3 separate regions of the Homo sapiens genome follow, and regions 2 and 3 are each linked to region 1. A link is a loop called in an ENCODE intact Hi-C map of the cell type or tissue named here. Cell type or tissue: endothelial cell of umbilical vein. All regions are shown on one strand. Links, peaks and the distances in the headings refer to the core of each region. The heading gives the core; the rest is flanking DNA. Region 1 overlaps ASCC3 (activating signal cointegrator 1 complex subunit 3). Region 2 has its middle 110 kb from the start of MCHR2. Region 3 has its middle 130 kb from the start of MCHR2-AS1.

Region 1 (6,992 bases), core at 930-5,929:
CAGCAAATATTTCTGAAAAGCAGCACTTGAAACAATTATGAAGCTTAAAATATGCAGAATTGTATATCATAAACTCTCCCTTTGTGTACAAGTCTAAAATGACTCCCTAGAATTCTAAAGACACCTAACATTCATGCAATGCAGTTACAGGACATTAACTGTTGTATTATGGTAACAGTCACTTTGGATATTTTTAGGTGAATATTTTACCTATAATAGTACAAGGTAAAAATGGCTCTATTTTACTAATGAAATTGTTTTTAGACAAGAAGTGACAGTAATACATTAAAGACTAAGGTTGACATAGTAACATGATTTTATCTTGTTCTCTTTTATTAAAAATGTCAAAAGGCCTGTAAATATTTTCCTAAAACTATTCCTTCTACACAAAAAATAGGTGTTGTTGAATAGGATGATAATTGTTTAAATTTTAAGTAATGTTTTCCTTCATATTATAAAATAAGCCTATCATAAGTACTCTAATAGTGTGAATAGTATAGGTAGTACTAATTTTAAAATTAGATAAACTTTTTAAAGCATAGAATTTTAGAAATGCCATTTATATATATAATAATAAAGGTAATCATAGAACATTGTAAGTTAAACAGAACACCTTCCTTGATGGTTGCTACTATGATATTATTTTCAATTGAGTATGAGGTACTATTATTTCTATTAAATGAATATCATCACAATATATATTACTTGTTTAATTGGAGTTTTTATTATTCCACAATGCCCTTCAATCATTTCACGTCAAAATAACGTAAAACTTTTAATAGCTGAAAATACGTAACATACATGGAAAACACCAATGCAAACTATGACAAGCTACTTTCTATAGGAGGACTTACTCTACTACAAATAGTTGAGGAAGTATGCTTGATTTTGTCTAGGATATCACATCTGTAATGTGATTCAATGTTCTGCAAAAGGCCATTTCAGTGGACACCACAAAAGGCTGAAATGGTCTTTTGGAGTCTCTAACTCCAAACAAGTATTCAATAATAAGTCAACAAAAATATTTTTAGATAAGAATTAAAATGAGTATTTACCTTATTTGCACATTTAATCCCCAAAAATGTCTGTCCAAGAGGTACTGGTCGAAAACGGCCATCAAAGAAGAAAAGTCCAATGTATGGATTAACATGTAAAAATGTGGCAACATCGAGGTAGTTAGGTAAAGTTGCAGACAGTCCGAGAATCCTTATCATACTCTGTGTGGATTCCACCTATATGGATTATTTTAATTAAATATGGGTTATTTAAATTAATTTAACCAAAAAACATTATAATTTGTCCTATTAATAGGACTTCTAAAAACTCTAGACAGAGATGAGTGTAGAGGTCAATTGAGGGTCCTATCATGTCAGACATTGTAGCCCATAATTCACAAGCTTGATTTAACAGATACATAGTAGAATTCCATACCCACTATAATTAAAAATACACATGAGGGGTGAGTGTGTTGGCTCACACCTGTAATCCCAGCACTTTGGGAGGCAAGGTGGGCGGCTTGCTTGAGCCCAGGAGTTTGAGACAAGCCTAGGCAACATGGCAAAACCCCATCTCTACCAAAAGAAAAAAAAATATTAACTGGTGTGGTGGCACACATTTGTAGTCCCAACGACTCAGGAGGCTGAGGTGGGAGGATCACTTGAGCCCATATGATCATGTCACTGAGCTCCAACATCGGTGACAGAGTAAAACTCTGTTTCAAAAATAAATACATGAATAAAAATAAAAATAAAAATGTGAATTAAGAACTTTGTGACAACTAAATGTATTTTTAGGTCACAAAAAACTCAGTAAATTCCAAAAACTAAAAATCATATAGGCCATATTATCTGATTATGATGTAACATACCTAAAAAGATAAAACCAAGGGATGGCCAAAAACTTCCATTCATTTGTTAATTAAAATATATCAGTATGATTTTCTGAGTAAGCTGTTAATAATTTTACTCAGTCTAGGAGACTCAATAGGTATAAGCAAAGTAGTTCAATGTGAATAATATTAATACTTTCAGAGTCATCCATCCATCAACACTGGGTTAGGACCTAATCTGTAGGCACTAGGGATGCAGTGCTGAATAAGACATAGATCCACACATGCAGAGACTACTTGCAGAAACATAACAAGGGAGGGATCAAAAAAGTAGAGATGGGTAAAAATTAAAGTACCAATACATATATAGTATCTTATTATAAATTTGTTTTCACTGAAGAAATCTTATAGATATTGGCAAAACCCCAAACCAAATCCCATCAAAAGCAAGGAACCCTAAATAAGGGGAAATAATCACCAGACCTATTTTTAAAGAAATCTCTTTCACAACATACAGTAATTAGAACGATTAATTATCCCACAGTTCTATGTAGTACTAGTGGTGATTTGGAAAGAAATGAAAGTGATATTTGGTTTTAAAATCATTTTTTAAGACACAATAGTTACAGAATATATTTTTAAGGTTGTTTGATGTTAAAGACACAATACTCTGGCAAACACCAGACATTTTTCTGCTAAAAATCCACTTTAAAACAACATTTTTAAATCTAAAAGTATAATTATAATACAGTTATTTAATATAGTTAAATCTATGTGAGAAATACTTTATTTGAAATAGAAATAATCTGGAATGTTATGTCTTAAGCCAAACCTTCAAGTCTATACACTATACCTATTTACCTTAAAAGTATTAATTATTGACAATTACAAAAAATTAAAAATTTATAGCTTTCTCCCTATCATTAGCTCGGATTAGACAGTATATTTCTATGATGTTTTCCTTCACATAAAATTTAGTTCTGATAAAGTCTCCCTACTTACTAAAAGTAGGTTAATTATTAGTTCATGTTGTTAAATAAAATAGATTTAAGATTTCTTAGACTTTTATCTTTTCCAAATTTCTCCCAATCATGCCAAGTGTATTATGAATTTAGTGCCTAATATCATCATGTAAGTTCAGAACCTGAACAAAATCTACATTGCCTTCCAATAGCTTTGGAAGGCACTTCTACATTAGTTACAAATGTTGAAGTGTGATGTGATGTGCCATCTACTGGGAACATTTGGTAATCACAAGGAACAAATAAAAATAAGAGCTTTGTTTTGTAATAAAAATAACTATGAGCACTGTACTAATACTTCGAAAATATGAAAAGATTCACACAGACACATCTGTCAAGGAAGCTGAATTCTAGTGAGGCATTTAGATGAAGACAGAATTCACTATAGTAAGTTGTGAAATTATAAGGAAGATCATCATAAGCGTTAAAACTATGTAAAAAAAGGGAGTGCAAAGAAAACACAGAAAAGGTGTAATTCATTCTGATTCAGTAACTAGGAAACACATCATAGAAGTGGCATTTGATGGATTCAAAAGAACAGTAAATTTTCCATAGATGGATGGGTGGAGTTACAAAAAAAGAAGGCATTACATAATTTGGCATTTACAATCCTTATCTCACAACCAACAACACATTCTGCCTCAAGTTAGATTAGTTTCGTTTTTGAAAGAGGGTCAATGATATTTAAAAGGAGGTAGGGGAAAGATCAAATAGTTTTGTGTGGCTGGAACCTCTGGTAGCTGATGAAGATGTAGAAGTTAAAATTAGACAGACAGCGCTTTAATATTAGTAGTCTTTAACGTCCAGCTAAACAATTTGACCATTTTTCTTAAGATAACAAACAGCAAGTCAGCAAAGGTTTATGGGCAAAGTAGTACAAAACGATATAATTAGAATTTGATTACAATATACAGATGACAATGTGAAGATGAAATTATTATACATATATAATATATATGATATACACTTATATATTGATACACTATATATTTATATAATAATATATTGCATATAATACATAATAAACCTATAATATATAGTTTGATATAGTTTATAACATTTATAGATTTTATATAGAAACTATACTATTTACAATTAATTTATATTTTAAATAAAAAATTATATATTTATAAACAATTTACAAAATTATTTGTAAACTTTCTAAGGTTATAATGCCTGCTTAAAAATATTATGATATATAATGTTATATCTATGTGTCTTTGTACATACATACAGAAAGGATTAGCACTAAGACTACAATCTGTTTTCTTTTTCTACTGGGGATGCTCAGGAAAGAAAGATGTACTATAACAGTAAAATCCCTTGTAATCATGAATGATAGACCTCTTGGAAAATATACTAATGATATTTACTTGGCCTCTAATGTTCTATAGTTGAAGAAAGTCCTTATCTTTGCTGGATGGACATGGTCTCTGTAGGTGGCTCACTGCAAATAAATGTGGTGTATGGATTGTAATAGTATGGCTCCTTGAAAAACATCAGTAAGTTAAGTATCAGGACATAAAATCAAAACATTTCATAATCAAAATAGCTCTCCTTTGTGTAAATCATGCCCTGAATGCTTCTTTTATGAGACCTCATGTATAACATGTGGGCCAGAGCACATGCCTTGTAGGAATAATGGACCTAGAGAATAGAGATGATAGTTTCAGACTTCATCATACTTCATCTGTGTCTGACAACTACCTGGATTTTAAAAATTGCTCTTAAATTGGATTTTAGCTAAAAGCTGGTTTTATAAATCAGCTTTGAAAATTTCAACCCTGTGTGTTTTCTGTATGTGTGTGCATATACACATATTTTTAATTTATGTGGTAAAAAGTAAACAAGTCCCAAATATTTCTACAATTTCATTTCTACTGAAGAAATCACTTTTTAATTAGGTCCTACTTGTCAAATTTTTTGTTGTTGTTGTTGCAATTGCTATCTCCCACTTTTTAGTTTAATTAGGTCCTACCTGTCAATTTTTGGTTTTGTTACAGTTGCTTTCGGGGACTTAGCTAAAAATTCTTTGCCAAGGCCAGTGTCAAGAATGGTGTTTCCTAGATTTTCTTGTAGGATTTTTATTGTTTAAGATCTTACATTTAAATCTTTAATCCATCTTGAGTTAATTTTTGTATATAGTGAAAGGTAAAGGTCCATTTACATTCTTCTGCATATGGCTAACCAGTTATCTCAGCATTATTTATTGAAGAGGGAGTCCTTTCCCCATTGCTTATTTTTGTCAGCCTTGTTGAAGATCAGATGGTTGTAGGTATGTGGCTTTATTTCTGAGTTTTCTATTCTGTTCCATTTGGTCTATGTGTCTGTTTTTGTACCAGTACCATGCTGTTTTGGTTACTGTAGCTTTATAGTATAGTTTGAAGGTGGGTAGTGTGATGTCTCTTTTATTGTACTTCTTGCTTAGGATTACTTTGGCTATTTGGGCTCTTTTTTTGGTTCCATATTAATTTTAGAATAGTTTTTTCTAATTCTATGAAGAATGACATCCAAACTTCAGCATCATGCAATATACCCATGTAACAAACTTGCACATGTACCCCTGAATCTAAAATAATAGTTGAAATTGAAAAAGAAAGAAAAGAAACCACTCTTCAACTTGTTGCATATCTTTTCATGCATATGCACCCAATTCTACACCAGCCTAAAATCTAAGTGTAAGCAAGAACTTTGTTTTGTTTATCACTATATCTATAGCACTTAGAACTATGTAGCTGGTACATGTGTAAGTGTTTAATAAATGTTCATTAACTGAATGAATGAATGAATAAAAACATAAATATACTGCACATGTTTTTCTTACACAAATGGGATTGTGCTACACATACAGAACAGCTTGCTTTTTCAGTGAATAATATAACATCTTTTAAGCCCAGTTCACATAAATAAATGTGGAATGTATAGATTATTGTGGTATAGCTCCCCGAATGTAAAGAAGAGCACACAGTTCATTCTCACTTTTTTTAAAGGCTGCAAAGCAGCAATTCATTGCATAAATATACTATAATTCATTAAACAATTTCTTCTATTGTTGAATATTCAAGATATTACTAAAATATTTTGTATTAAAAAAAGAGCTTCAATGAATACTGGTATTACTAGATCTTTATAAATTTGTGCTATTATTTCCACAGTTTGATATATAGAAGTGAAAACACAGCGTTGATTTTGCTAGATGCTTTCAAATTCCATTTCGTTTTTATTTTTGTTAATGTGATAGAACAGAAATGTCTCATACTGATTCATATTCTTTTTAAGCATCTTTTAAATATTTCTCAATAATTTTTTCTACTGTAAAATGTTCCTTCCAGTTGATTATTTTTCTTATAGAAACCTATTAAATATAAATAATATTAACAAGTTGTTTTATGTGTTGCAAATAATTTATTTGGTCTCACATTTAAAATTTCAGGGGTGTGTCTTACTGATCAGAATTTTAAAATATTTATGCATCCAAATGTGACATAGGTTTCATTTATAACTTCTTGAGCTTGCATATTGCATAGAACAACAAGATTATTTTTTTAAAAAAAACTCTCCTATGTTTTCTTCATTGAACTGAGAGCTTTGTTTGAAACAATTAAATCATTAATCCATCTAGAATTTTATGGTGAATTTACAAAATGAAAAACAAACACTTTCGAACTTTTAAAAAATACATTATGTCACTTATTGTACCTACTTCTTTACATTTCCACACTTGAATCTGAATCAGAGGTATTTAGAAAAAAATATAAAGAATTGATATCTAATTAGATATTGGGATGGAAGAAAGTATTAAGGAAGAGGGAAAGCCTGACTATGACTCCCAGGGTTTTGGCTTCGGAATCAAGTAGATTATGATATCGTATCTAGGTATATAGGGAAGATGACAAGAGTTCTGACATGTTTATGGGCAAAAGATGTTTATGGGATATCAGAGTAGAAATATACAACTGGGTTTGGATATGGCCAGAAGTTATTAGGGAATTATATATATATATATATATATATATATATATATATATTTATAATTATATATATGACACATATATATAATATATATATATACACACACACATGCATATACATCATATACATATTATATATACATAATTTAGGTAAGATGGGCATAGAAGTGT
Region 2 (6,992 bases), core at 734-5,733, 610 kb before region 1:
ATTTATGATAAATTTTCATTTATAAATTAGGCTCAGTAAGAGATTAACAATAACTAATAATGAAATAGAATAATTATAACAATATACTGCAGCAACAGTTATGTGGCTATGATCTCTCTCTCTCTTTCCCTCTCTTTTTCAAAATCTTAATTTTTTTTTACTGTGGTTGATCACTGGTAACTGAAACAGCAGAAAGTGAAACCTTGGATAAGGAGTGACTAGAATTGTAAGAATTAAATAAGAGAAGAAATGTACATTGGTTAAGCCTTGTACATAGTAGGTGTTTAATTAATGATAGTGCCTGCATACACACACTCATTTACCCACTCACGTACACACATATGTATATATTCATACATACCTACCATACTCAGATACAAGATTCCGAAGCTGTTTTCTTTTAGTTGGTAAACTACAAAAGCACTTAGACCTGCACATCTGTCGTGGATGACATTTTGCTGATATATTTAGTGAATGGGTTTATTAAGTAGAAACAAGGGGAAGAAAAGACTGCTGTTTCCTAATGATTTTGTTCTTCAGCTTTCAAACAGTGACTCTAAATTTGCATTTTTTTCCTGTCTTGCCATGGTGTGATTTTTGCAAAGTAATTATGGTAGTGAAAGTTGGTTTAGACCTCAGAAGTTAAATATTTCACTTAAATACTGCTGTGTTTTAATTAAATATAACCCTGGAGAACAGTGTTTAGTTGCACAGATGAAATGGGCTAAGCCTTGGGGCACTGTGACTCCAGTGGAGAAAATTGAACAGCAGAGTCAATTGGGCACAAGCTATGAGAAGAGTGAAGCAATTTATCAGGCCGACTGGAAGTTAATTGTTTAGGCAAAACGTAATACGTCATAGTATGACAAACACATCAAGCTACATGGGGCAAATACATAAATGTGATGACTATTGATTACCACCAAATGAAGGCTTTGGCTGTTTAATCAGTTATGTATTAGTTTTCAGCACTTTAAAATCAGTTAAAATCTAGTGTAATTTTAAAAAAAAGGGTTAGAAACAGAGAGACCAAATAATTTCAATGTAAGCAATTAAGTTTGGGTCATGTAGTCCCAGAAAGTATGGTGCCAGAGTAATGACTGAGTTGGGCTGAGTTTTATGGGAAAGATTCCTCAATGGTATAAATAAGACCAGTAAACAAAGTAAGAAAGACAGTCATTGTCTTCCCTTTATATATCTCTCATGCCTCAAAATTTACACGCAGTGCTAGACAACACATACTTTCACATTAATACTGGGAATAAAGTGCTGCCGGAAAATGGAAATGGTGCAGACGAGAAAGCTCCACATTATTAGGGACCTGTTTTAAAATGTACCCAGCGTTTGTTTTGATGAGGTATAGTAAGACACACAGACATGGAAACGGCTGCTATGAAGAAAGACTGTTTCATATTCACAGGTCCTGGGTGATGATGTTGACTTTCTAGGAGTCCAGGCACACCACGTGGGGCCACATGGGGAAGCAACCAGGGTTAGTCAGGGGACAGAGAAAGAGTGAGGGGAAAGTGTGGGTAAGAGCCTTTATTGTGGTTTCTGTAGGAAGAAATAGGACAGACAGGAGAAGCAGGCTTGGGATTGACTAGCAGAATAATTTCAGTGGGCTTGTAGAGAGTGGAGAGACTGTTCCAAGTTGTCGGATACTTTGTCCTGAGGGGATTGGGGGAGGAAGCAGCGGCTTGATGTGAGTCAGTTCAGTTCAATAAAGGAGGTAGTTGGGGGGTGTGGGCTCTGGATTGGTTGGTTTGTGTATGAAAGGCATACTTGCAGATCAGGCTTCTACTATCTTTAGGAATTGGCTAGTTCTAGGTGGGGAAGGCTCCCCATAGGGGAAGTGAGGCTCCAGATGCCATGTCATTAAGAATAGAGAAAATTAAAAAATATAATTAATATAGGACCTTCCAGTCTCTGTGTTCTGGAGATATGCAAAATGTTAAAATATTGAAAACACCAGGGCTAACATCCCTCAATATGTCACCTCAACTGTGATAAGGGCTGTCTTTACCTCTACGCTCTGTTAACCATTCAAAGATGCTATCTGAGCTTTGCAGATGCTGGCAATGCATTCTTCTTAACTACAGATTATTTTGCAGCTCTGCTGCTAATCATGTTTTCTTCAATAGCAAGAAGGCTTAAAAAGTTAAATAATGAGAAAATGACTCTTTTAGACGCCAGTGATCCTGCTGAAGTTCTCTTGAAAACTCTTCACTTATGGAGCAATGCCTAGGAAGGCCGTCCACTGAGGGTGTCAGTGATGGTATTAAGAGATCAAGCATTGTTGAGGAAAGATGAACATCCCATTGTGGCACAAACGGAATACATTCTAGAAATTAGGGTTTTCATACTCCAAAGAACTGAAGAATATCTTTAGACTGAACTAGATGGAAATGATTTTCAGATCACTGTTTTATACTTCATACACAGAATAAATGATGAGCTAAACTGTAGCTAAATATACAATTTCAGAGGTGTATTTTACCTTCATTTACTTAATGCAATCACTAAAATGCCTATGGTTACATTTGTGCCAAATTTTCAGTTATAAAATTTGATTTTCAGCAGATTAAATTTAGTAATAAAATGTTCTCTATGCTAAAGAATAAAAGGAAAGTCCTTGGGCAATAGTGTTTTTTCAATCACTGGTTTTTGAAATGCATTTGGTTGTAATAAACACAACCGCATATGGTAAAATATGACAAGTATTTTTCATTGTTAGCATTTTCATCTGTAAATAAGGTTGAAATTTAGCCAACAATTATTTTTCTCAAGAGGTTAAGAAGTGAAAACATAACATTTATTTTTTTTTCACAGAAATTGACACCACATTGATCACATCTGAGCTCTGGAAAAATAACAAAGAACCAGTCCTTTATCTCCAGGGGTGCTGCTGTTAAACAGTAACTATTCCCTATCTGACCACTGTGTGGTGCTGCTTACTTTTAAATTGTGTGTGTGTGTGTGTGTGTGTGTGTGTGTGTGTGTGTGTGTGTGTGTGTGTATCTGGGTGTGTACGCATATGTAGGCTTGTCTGCGTGTGCATCTTTGCTTTGTACATTTAGATATTTCTGATTTCAAAATGTAGCATACATTCAAGTTTGGAAACATCGAGTGCTGAGATTCTATTTAATGACTACAGATTGAAATTGACCAAATAATTAATCTCAAGCTTGAAATTGCATTTACTTCCTGCTTAACAAATGACCACCATGATGGTAGCAGAACTCAACCTAAGCATATTGCTAATTAATCTGATTTTACAAATAGACATAGATTTGGTGCAGAAACATTGCAAATAAAGAATTTTCCAAAATCTGGAAGCATTTAACTCTTTGCTTCTTCCCAATCGACATTCCGATGTTTCACTATTTTTGTGAAAGTAGGATTAAACAAAACAAACAAAATTTTTCTACATGGGTGATAATACAGACTTTCTAGTTAGAGTTTGGTAGAAAACGAAAAAAAAACCCACAAGCCTACTGCACTGGCTTAAACTAACAACGAGTAATTTAAAGGCTACAGCAATAGCTTAAGGAACATGAAGAAAGAAGATGCATTTTTGAAGGTGGGAGCTGGGAATTGACAGTACTCAGGAAACAATAGAACTGCTATCTCTATTCATCTGAAGTCGTATTTCCTCATTTATTCAATTTGGTTTTCTCCGTAACGTTTGGCCTGCTCTGGCTTTCATGTGCCATGTCACTATACCTGGCCCTGCTTCTATCTGACCTTTCAGTTTAACCCCCAGCCCCTAAATTATTGTAGTGTAGGTGTCTCCGTGGTCAATTTTTAGGGAGAGACAGTGTGGTCAATCAGTGGATTGATGCCTTTCTATTATGTAGTCATCATGAAACTCTTAAAAATGCTAATCAATTCAGTGCAGTTCAACAGAAAGTATTAAGTCATCAAACTGAAATGAAGAAAAAGACCTGAGTAGTATTAGAATACTCTTGATAATATAGTTCAACCCTTTATACTGGAATAAGATCAATCCTAATATATATAAAACCAGATAGTCTATTCAAACCATATCACTTTATGTAAAGAAATGTATTATGGAAACTCTCCAATTTTTACCTCATGGGATTTTATTGTGCTTAAATACAAAAAAGAAGGGAGGAGGGCATTTTTTCATAGGCAAATAATCTAAAAAGAATTTCATAGTAGAAAAGTATTCTTTGGCATCAGGAGTTTTATTGCCCATCTTTGGGAAAAGTACACAGAAGAATCTAGTGATTGAATGACCAGGTTATTTGCCTATTTCCCTTAGGAATCTGAGGCTAATGATGTGGGGACAGAGGGAGTATTTGTTTAAAGATGTCTTCCTCTCCAGATTCAACTCCAGAGAGGTTGGATAACTTTAAAGGACCTGGTAAAATACCCTACTTTAAATAAATTTCTAAAGGAAAAGGCATCATGAATATTGCTAGGTTGAGCAAGTCAACTGCTAATGCACAGATGGTGAATCTGGTTCTGCCTTCTTCACCATATCCCCCCTACTCAAATTTCTGCCATGGCACCTCTGGGACAGGTGACGGAATAAAGGAATTGCCTCCTCAGTGTTGGGGACAAAAGAGATGCCATGGCTACCACTGCTGGTTCCTCATCAACATTTTCTTTTGCCTCTTACGTTGATGGTAGAAAAGAAAGGAAAAATATATGTACATATTGTTATTAAAAATGTAAGCCCATTGATGGGGCTATAACATTTATTTTAGATAATGGCACTTCTACCAGATAACAGGAATTGCTCATTTCTAGAAAGAGCTCTGAACGATAAATCAGTGTTTCTAATTTTGTTCTATCACAAACAGACTTTGCTAATTAAGGAGCAGGTCTCCTCATTTCCCTAGGCCTGAGTTTTCTTTCCTGTAATATATTCAAGTCCTTTCCTGTTCTCATCATGCATGTTTTAATACTTTTCATTATTCCCATGGAACCTTCTTAAGGTGGCTGTACCCATCACCAAAGCAGATGAAAAGCTTACTTTTCTAGCCCAAATAAAGATGTAGTTTTGGAGCAGTAGACCTGTCAGTGTTAGCTTTATAAGAACAAATAAATTAAACAAACAAACAGCCTCCCTCCCCACATAAGATGGGCTTATGTCAATCATTTGTTTATTTTGAAAAGAGGAAAGAGGATCCAGGCAATTACTTGCTATTCAATGAAATTAAATCATCTCCATCCTCCCTTTCTCTCTCCTTCACCAGCACACACCATGATTCCAAGCAAACTATGCATCTGAAACCCATATGGAAAGTCAGGAGAGTGCAAAGAGTGTAAGGATGTAGACCCTGAGGCCAGGCTGCCTAATTTCACAGCCAAGCTCTGTTGTTTGCTACCCTTTCACCTTGGACAAATTGCTTAACTCTGGCCACGTTCTCCCCATCTGGGAAATGAGGATAATAATGGAACCTTCATCAAAGGATGGTTGTGAGAATGAATAAAAGCACTCGGAACAGTGCCTGGTACATAGTAAGTGTTGTGTAAGTGTCCTATAATTAATATAAGCAGTTCTATAATTGTTATCTGAATTAACTGGTAAGGAAAGGGTTAAGAGTCAGTGGGCTTTGCTATGGTCTGGGAATGCTTCAAACAAAGAAAAATGAATTACAGACAGACTTTCTCTGGCTTCCTATGTTTTTCCCATTTTTTCCTATATTTCCTATTTTTTCCCATGTTGCCATGCCCCTCAAATTTGTCCTTTCCTAACAAAACATCATCTGATTGGCAAGTAGCTTCTCATCTTCAGTAAGTCCCCAAAAACAAAGATGAGAGAATATTTGTAGGCAACCCCAGATGATTGCCTTCTTTACTTGATCCCCTACTTTAGCCCCTTGTTTTATGGATAATCACCTACCTCTGCTGAAGAAAAGGGAAGGAGGAGAGCTGAAGGAGCCACTTCCCATGCAGGGCAGTGCACAGCATGGAGAAGGCACTGTCTCAGATATTCTAAGCAGAGGGGAGCAGAGAATAGAGGAGAGAGCACCCAAAAGCAGACAAGGAGGAAGAAGCATAGAAGTTATAAGAATTTCCCACCAATAGCTCCAATAATCATAAAGGCTGGGAACTGAGAGATATCGGTGGAGCAGGGATCTGTTGTGTCCTCAGCATTTATAGTAGCTCAGATAGACAGTGTCCTAGAGACCTAACCTACTGCACAACTAACTCATGAGGGTCTCGTGAAGAAGATGCTCAAGAAGACAGAAGAAATAGGCTGAGATGGGTTAACTCTTCAACAAGGAGGGATATGTGGAGGGAAAAAATGCAGCTGCCAACTGTTTAATCACTTGCAGGTACTGTAATTTGTTCAATATTTTATTTAGCTGTCTAATAAAGGTGGTTATCATTTTGTCCATATTGCTTTGGAGTTATTCTCACACAATGTCTCTTTGTTCAAAATTCTGATGTAAGAACTCTAATTAGTTTTTGAAGAACTACCTGAATCTGGAGGGACTCTAATGATCAGCAGCTGGTTGCTCTGCTGGTGCCCAGAGAGAGAAGGCCTGCCCCTAATTGGATTTACCTGCATGATTTAGTTATAAGAAAAGAACTAAAGGAGAAGCGCTTTTATAGAAAAATCACATAACATGCTATAGAAAATACGTGAAAAAAGGACAGGTATGTGTGCATAAGAGACATAGTCAAATATCAAAGCTGGGCTTTCTGTTGTATTTATAAAGTTTAATATTGAAACTATACTCGACAGAGATTTCATAGTTACCTAGCCTAATTCCTCATTTTTTTAGATGAGAAAACTGAGGCACAGCATGGTTTAAACATTTGCTCAACATCATCCAGTCTAATAAGTGGTCTTTGTCCTACTTAAGGCTTTTTACACCGTTATCCCACCACCTCTTGTGGATGTTGTTTAATCTTTGTCTTTGGTGGAAAAAGGGTTGTTTTTCTCTTTGCTTTTATTGTGTAAGCTGAAAGACATTTCAGTAGAACATACTAATGAAAGTTGCTGTTAGCTA
Region 3 (6,992 bases), core at 1,371-6,370, 850 kb before region 1:
AACTCTCAGGAAATTGTTCATCTACATAACATGAAGTTCAGAGACAAGCCCCACATGCTGGCTGACCTGGCCTCTGGCTGTGTCTCATGGTAGTTCTTTCTGCTCTTTCTCCTCTTGTTTTGTCCTTAGAATGACTTTTCTTCAGATTGTAAGGTGCCTGTTGGTAGTAAGGCTCTCCAGTTCACATAGCAGGAAAGAGAGGAAATCATTGACCACCACTGAATAAAAATTCTTCTTGTCAGTCTAATTGGGCCAATTTAGTTTAAATGCCCACCTAAGACTACTAACAACTTCTACAACACACAATAAAGAGTGTACAACACCATATAGGGAGTTCTTTGTCCATTAGCAGTCCATGTACACTGAGATAAACAGCCCCAAAGAAGCGTTGCCACTACTCTTTCCATAATTATTTATTAGTCAAGATCTCACTCTGTAACAGGAAGAAATTTCTGAGCTCAAATTGGAGAATTCTATGGGAAGGGACTCCTAGACTAAATGAAACTTTAGGTGGTGAGGAACTTTAAGAATGTATTTGACCAAAAATAATAAAAATAGAAACAAAATTCTTAAAAATTGTCTACTATGTTGCTGATGCATTGGCTACAAGCTGAGACATTATTTATTTAGATTTGCTTGATATACCTAAACGTTGATTAAATTTCTAGCAAAGAGAAAAATACCCAAAAGTTATGCAAATGCTTCTTCTAAGCGTATTTGACATATTAAGCAAGGAATGAAATTCCACATATATAAATATTGAATGAGTAATTTTAATGTTTAAGGAAATGTTAGACTTTCTAGTTTAAGATGGCAGAGTAAAACTTGACCACAAAAATCTTCCTTTCAGCAAACTCAGCCACTGAAATAATACATAAGTACATCAACCCATCAACCAAGCAAACACACAAAAATGAAACCAGAAAAATCACCCCAATAACTAAGGTTTCCAGATTTAGCAAATAAAAATACAGAATGCCCAGTAAAATATGAATTTCAGACAAATGACAACTTTGGGGGTAAAATTATTTCCCAAATATTGCACGAGTGTCCTGTATTTTATCTGGCAACCTTACCAAATGGCAGGAAAAAGGAGGAACTGGCTGGTGGCTGTGAAAGAGTAAGATCAGAGTTTCTGAGAATTAGCAATCTTCCATGAAGTTTCCAACTCATCTTTCTCCAAACATTATAAGGAAAAAAAATGAACAAAATTCTAGAGCCTCACTAACACCCCTAGCTTGAAAACAGGCAGAAGGGAGTGTGTAGAAGCCCTTCTTCCACAAAGGAAGCAAAACGTTCCACAAAGGCAGAATTCCTTTCAATCATTTCCATGACCCACTAGAGAGACAATAGCCACTTGAGTTCACCATATTGGAGACCATACTGGCTGGACAGGAGAAGAATGTCAGGATCATAAACAATGGATTGAAAAATGAAATGATCTGAGGTCGAGATTAACTTTATTTCTTGGTGTGAGGGATGGGGCGGGGGTGAGGGTGGGAGTGAGTGGGTAGACGGGGACATAGATGAAGAAAGAACAGCCGTGTGTTTATTAGTAATTACTAAAGTCAGGTGATAGGTACATGGGGTTATTTATACTAGTTTCTCTATCTTTGAATGTGTTAATTTTTTATTATAAAAAATTTAAAATTTAGCCAAATAGAGACCAAATAAATATAAGTTATAACTCGGTTTCTGAGGATGTAGGAGATGGGGAAAAGACTCCCTGAGAGTCAAGTAAAATGTTTCTACCTTGGAAACACATTTCATGTTCTATATTATGCACTTTCTGCTTTGGGGAGTCACAGCAGCTCCTGGACGGGGAGAGATGAAGTGGGAATGGCTGACTCCCTGGTTCAGGCCTCATAGTGCATTTGGGTAAACATCTGAAGTCCAAGTACATCTGAAGATACAGTAAAACAGAATGGTGGAATTGTGGACACAGATGTTAGGCCAGGCAACAGAGGAGAGGGTAAAGGCCAGCATGGCAATAGAGCTGCCAACAGCCGTGATTCTTTTCCCTTATCCAAGTTCTCAGCTTTAGGATCTCCAACTCTACAATAGTTACAGGACAAAACACACAGATATCAGAAAAGTGGAAAGGAATCACAAGGAATTACCTACACTAAATCCAAGCTGTCTTCCCTATTCAAAAGCAAGATGATAAAATATCATGCCTGGCTTCTATGCAAATATACTGCAGAACAGCCCCTTTATCCCCCTCACCAAGTAAGTATTGAAATATCAAATGCAAAACACAGATGAAAAGTCTATCCAGAAGTGAACACTCAGGAACAAATGTTCCTAAGGATGTTTTACTCTATGGAAGAGCTTACTAAATACAAACATGTTATTGAACAATAATTTAAAGATGAGATACTAAAACAGCAGTTGTGAGAAAAAAAGAGATTTGCTGAGCTAAGGAAACAGATCAAGTACTAACAATTTAATACCATTGCTGAATTAATAAATAAAATGAAGTAAAAGAGCAAGAAACTGAACAGGCATAGCTAAAAATTGGATGAATGACCCAGAAGAAAGGTTTAAGACAATTGCAGTGAATGTAGAGGGAAAAAGACAAAGAGATTAAGACACTGATTGAGAAAATAATAGATATGAGTGGTAGACAAGGCCAAACAAACATTGAATTAAAAACCCCAACAAATCTAACAGACAGTATGTTCAAAGATGACATAGAAGATAATTTGAACAATTGAATAATTTAATCTGGAAATGCAAACCTATGCTTGGAAAAATGGATTGAGGAAAATCAATAAGGAGACATATCCTTATTAAGGTATTGAATTTCAAGGATAAATAAAGCATTTTCAGGCATTTAGACAAATTAAGCAACTTATGAAGGTGAAAATCAGTTGAGTTTTTCTCAAGAATAGGACACCCAATAAATGAAGAATGTTAAAAGGATTGCTCACATATGTTGAATTCATTTAAATGTAGGCTAAACAATGGTGAGAGATACAATTGCAAAAGTTAAATATTGTGAAAATTAATAAGCAAAAGTAAAAACTTTAAAAAAGACAACATACACCCAATGAGAGGAAGATGAAAAGTGACTATGCTAATTTCTTGGTCTTAGATGAGTTCAGTAGATACTACCTACAAAAAAAAGTTTAGCATTTTACTTAATGTCATCAAGGTATTCACTGGAAGAATGAAAATGACAATTAGCCAAAGCAGGAGATAGACATGGGAAGGAAATACCCCATTAAGAGGAATAATTTATAGTAGGGAGTCAACAGAAACTTTATAATGTTATATAATAAGAAATAGAAGTATAGGCATAAAATTGAAAATCTCCTGAAAGAGCTAAGATAGACTATAGCACATAACCTCAAGACAGGAATCACACAGACAAACCTTTAGTGATGTTGGTTTTGTATCACATGTTCAAGTGGGAGCACGTGATGACAGGATGAGCCCTCTTCTGTCAAGTTCCTCATCAGCTTTTATCTAAAAGAGTTCCATTCATTGAAGATCGTCACCTTTTTGGGTTTAGTAGGAGTTGCAAAATGGAGATGTTTTAACCTTATCATTCCTTTCACTTAGGTGGAATTCTTCTGTATAAAAACAACGCCTCTCATGAAATAGGGCTATTTTTACAATGAAGTATGGTTTATTCATCAAAGGCAGAATATATTTTTAACTGTTTTCTTTTAGTTGCCAAATTTCAGATTAAGGTGTTTGTGGGCTAGTTACTTTAATATATGGTAAAAATGTTGTTTCCTTCTTTCCCTCCCTTTATTGTTTCTGTTGGTAGGCTTTCTCTTTTTCCATTAGATGCATATGAATTCATGGATTTAAAATGGAATTAGATTTTAAATTGAATTCATGAATTTTAAATTACATTTAATTGAATCAATTTGTTTTGATATTGATTTGAACAAATCGATGATACAAAATATTTGGAGACATCCAGGGAAATATGATTATTGACTAGGCATTAGATAATAACACATAATTGTTATTGAATTGTTAGCTGTAATAATGATATTGTGTTTATAAAAGAAGTGTCTATTTTTAAGAGAGATTCATACTAAAGATTGAAGGCATATATGATACTTGGGATTTGTCTTAATTATTCAAGGAAGAAAAAAGAGGAGATAGAGAAGCAAATGTGACAAAATTCTGACAATTTAAAAATATGACAGAAGGCTAAGTGAGGGTTTTATTGTACCATTCTCGCTGCTTTTGTGTATACTGGGACATTTTCATAATACAATTATTTTAGAAGCTTAGATTTAAAAAGGAATGATGAAATATATATTATTAATAAAGAAATATCATTATGCTATATTAAAAAGGAAAAAAGCAAGATAAACAATGTAGTAAATTTGTGTGTGTGTTTGGGATATGCCCAACAAGAAATAAGCTTAAACATATCCGTCATTCTCAATTGTGGCAGGTGGCCTGAAGTCCAGACATCCAGCAGATGGCGCTCTGTGCCCGTTTTATGTGGCGGAGAGACTCGCGCCCGTCATTCCGCTTCCCGTGTTGATGCAAATCCTGAGCATTCTACTGTGTTAAAATCAACACTTCATGTTCTCATAATTAGCATTCTGCTTTTAGAAATGACCCTACCGTCCTTTGTTTTTTCTTAACAAAGCAAAGCTGCGAAAGTTTATTAAGCACAGTATTACACTCTTGGATGGGGAGAGCAGACAGACCTCTCTGGGAGATGAGATCAGCCCCTACTCTCCTCTTGGATTTGGATTTTGTCTTCCTTCCTGGCTCAGTTTGAGCTTGAATTCTGCAATGTGCTTCACATGACGTGGGGGATGAGTGATACCGTGAGAGAACACTGGGCTGGGAGCTGGTAGTTCTGTACTTGGGTGACTTTGGGCAGATGTTTGACCTCTTACAGCCTTGAATTCCTTGTTTGTAGACTAAGGTTGTGTACCAGATGATCACTAAGGTCCATTTCTTCAATCAAATTCTGTGATTCTGCTTCCAGTTTTCAGCCTACAGTTCTCTGGGGAGGGGACATAAAGGCACCACAGTAGTGTCTTCAATAAAGTCAAGTTGGAGAGAGGATAGTTGTCTCAGTCTGTTTTCTGTTGCTTATGACAGAATACCTGAAACTGTGTAATTTATAAAGAAAAGGAATTTATTTCTTGCAGATAAAGAGGCTGGGAAGTCCAAGGTTGAGGAGGCACATCTGGTGAGAACCTTCCAGCTGGTGGGAAGTTGCGGTGTCCTGAGGTGGCACAGGGTATCACATGGTGAGAGGGCTGAGCATGCTAACATGCTAGCTCACATCTGTCTTCTTCATCTTATAAAACCACCAGTTCCACTCCCATGATAACCCATTAATCCACCAACCCGTTAATAAGGGTAGAAGAGTCATGATCCAATCACCACTTAAAGGTCCCTACCTCTCAGTACTGCCACATTGGGGCTTAAGTTTCAACATGCGTTTTGGAGGGGATATTCCAGCTGTTGCACTATTGGACCAAATGACTGGATAACAGAGGAAGGGAACAATTAAGAGACAGGAAGGGGAAGCAACAATGAGAAGGAGAAGGTCAGCAAGCCTTGGAGATTAGACTCTGAATCTGAAGCAAATGCAGAGCTAGCTATGGCTTTTGACATGGTTTTGAATTCATTTCTTCCAAATCTCATGATGAAATGTGATTACCACTGTTGGAGGCAGGGCCTGGTGGGAGGTGATTGGATCATGTGGTGGATCCCTCAGGAATGGTTTAGCACCATCCCCTTGGTGATAAGTGAGCTCTTGCTCTGAGTTCACGCAGGATCTGGTTGTTTAAAAGTGTGTGGCACCTGCCCCCTTGCTCTCATGCTCCTGCTCTTGCCACGTGATGCACTGGCTCCCTTTGCCTTCCACCACGATTGTAAGTTCCCTTAGGCCCTCACTAGAAGCAGATGCTGGCACCATGCTTCCTGTACAGCCCACAGAACCATGAGCCAATTAAACCTTGTTTCTTTATAAATTACCCAGTTTTAGGTGTTTCTTTGTAGCAACACAAGAATGGCCTAATACAGCTTCATTTAGCAAATGGCAGAGGAGGGATTCAGGACCACTTTTGTCTCTAGGACCCCTGACCTTAGCTTCAGGCACAAAGTCCTTCACCTCCATGGAAGGTGGATTGTAAAGTAACCTAATGCAGTGCAGGCAGCAGTGTGACACTGCTCTTGCTTCTAGCTGCCAACAGCTCTGTGTTCATCAGCAGCCCCAGCAGCCGAGAGTCACTTTCTCCTCTGGTTCTGTCTTCTATCAGACCCTCATCCAACATCTATGTCCCTCTCATTTACCTCTCGTTTACAGACTAGCTCATGTTTAACTCTCCACTACTGTTGAATTTTGCTCCTGTCTTTCATCTTCTCTCATTTGTACAATGGTTGGAAAGGAATACCGTAACAGATCAAACTGATATTCACCAGTTAAGGGATGGGATGGGAGGTTTAGAGCAAAGTGAAAGGATCATGTGGGATGTCAGTACAGTGTCATGAGAGCCGCGTGACCATATATGTATCAGGCATCCAGCAGAAATTTAGGTGGCATCTCAAAAGATTTGAAAACTTGTCTATTCATGTTTCACTTACCAGATCAGATTCTATTTTCTCTGTAAAGCCTCCTACTCCCTCTGAAGTTTAAAAATGCTTATCTGAAAAATATCCTTGATAACTGTTTTTTTTAGCATTGTTTATTATATTTTCATGTTCATGTCTCATGCCATCATGTGCTCTAGTACTCCTTGGGGATGGGAACTGCCTTGTTTATATCTACTGCATCATTTAGCAGTCTTTGAACACAATAGTGCACTTCACTTTCAAGCATAAAAACCAACTTAACTTGGATTTACTTGCCCCTACATTTATTTTAGCTTGCTTTCCAGACTGTGAAAGTCACATTAAATTCCTGATTACTCTAGGATTGATCTTGCAGTTTGAATATTTAAGTCCTCGGCACTTTTCTCTCTAATTTTTATTCTTTTGCCTTCCGACTATTTTGC

The links. Peaks named below come from ENCODE experiments on the same cell type or tissue, not always from the same donor. Only the 100,000 strongest peaks of a DNase experiment are listed, where the experiment ranks them.
Region 2: it touches region 1 in a loop (5-fold over the local background); 12 of 110 quality-filtered maps call a loop at or near these places.
Region 3: it touches region 1 in a loop (7-fold over the local background); 3 of 110 quality-filtered maps call a loop at or near these places.

Annotation. Positions count from the first base shown.
Region 1 is chr6:100,717,020-100,724,011 of GRCh38, forward strand. It overlaps ASCC3 (activating signal cointegrator 1 complex subunit 3), which reads right to left. Exons shown (of 42, transcript NM_006828.4): 12 at 1,056-1,232. Among named protein-coding and RNA genes, the nearest start is that of ASCC3, 160 kb to the right of the region's middle. In endothelial cell of umbilical vein, for the core only: a CTCF peak has its summit at 3,041 (motif pointing left); DNase peaks (open chromatin) are centred at 3,272 and 3,452; H3K4me3 peaks cover 617 bases; H3K27ac peaks cover 641 bases.
Region 2 is chr6:100,104,680-100,111,671 of GRCh38, forward strand. No RefSeq gene overlaps it. Among named protein-coding and RNA genes, the nearest start is that of MCHR2, 110 kb to the left of the region's middle. In endothelial cell of umbilical vein, for the core only: a CTCF peak has its summit at 2,950; a DNase peak (open chromatin) is centred at 3,012; H3K27me3 peaks cover 631 bases.
Region 3 is chr6:99,863,805-99,870,796 of GRCh38, forward strand. No RefSeq gene overlaps it. Among named protein-coding and RNA genes, the nearest start is that of MCHR2-AS1, 130 kb to the right of the region's middle. In endothelial cell of umbilical vein, for the core only: a CTCF peak has its summit at 4,447 (motif pointing right); a DNase peak (open chromatin) is centred at 4,477; H3K27me3 peaks cover 140 bases.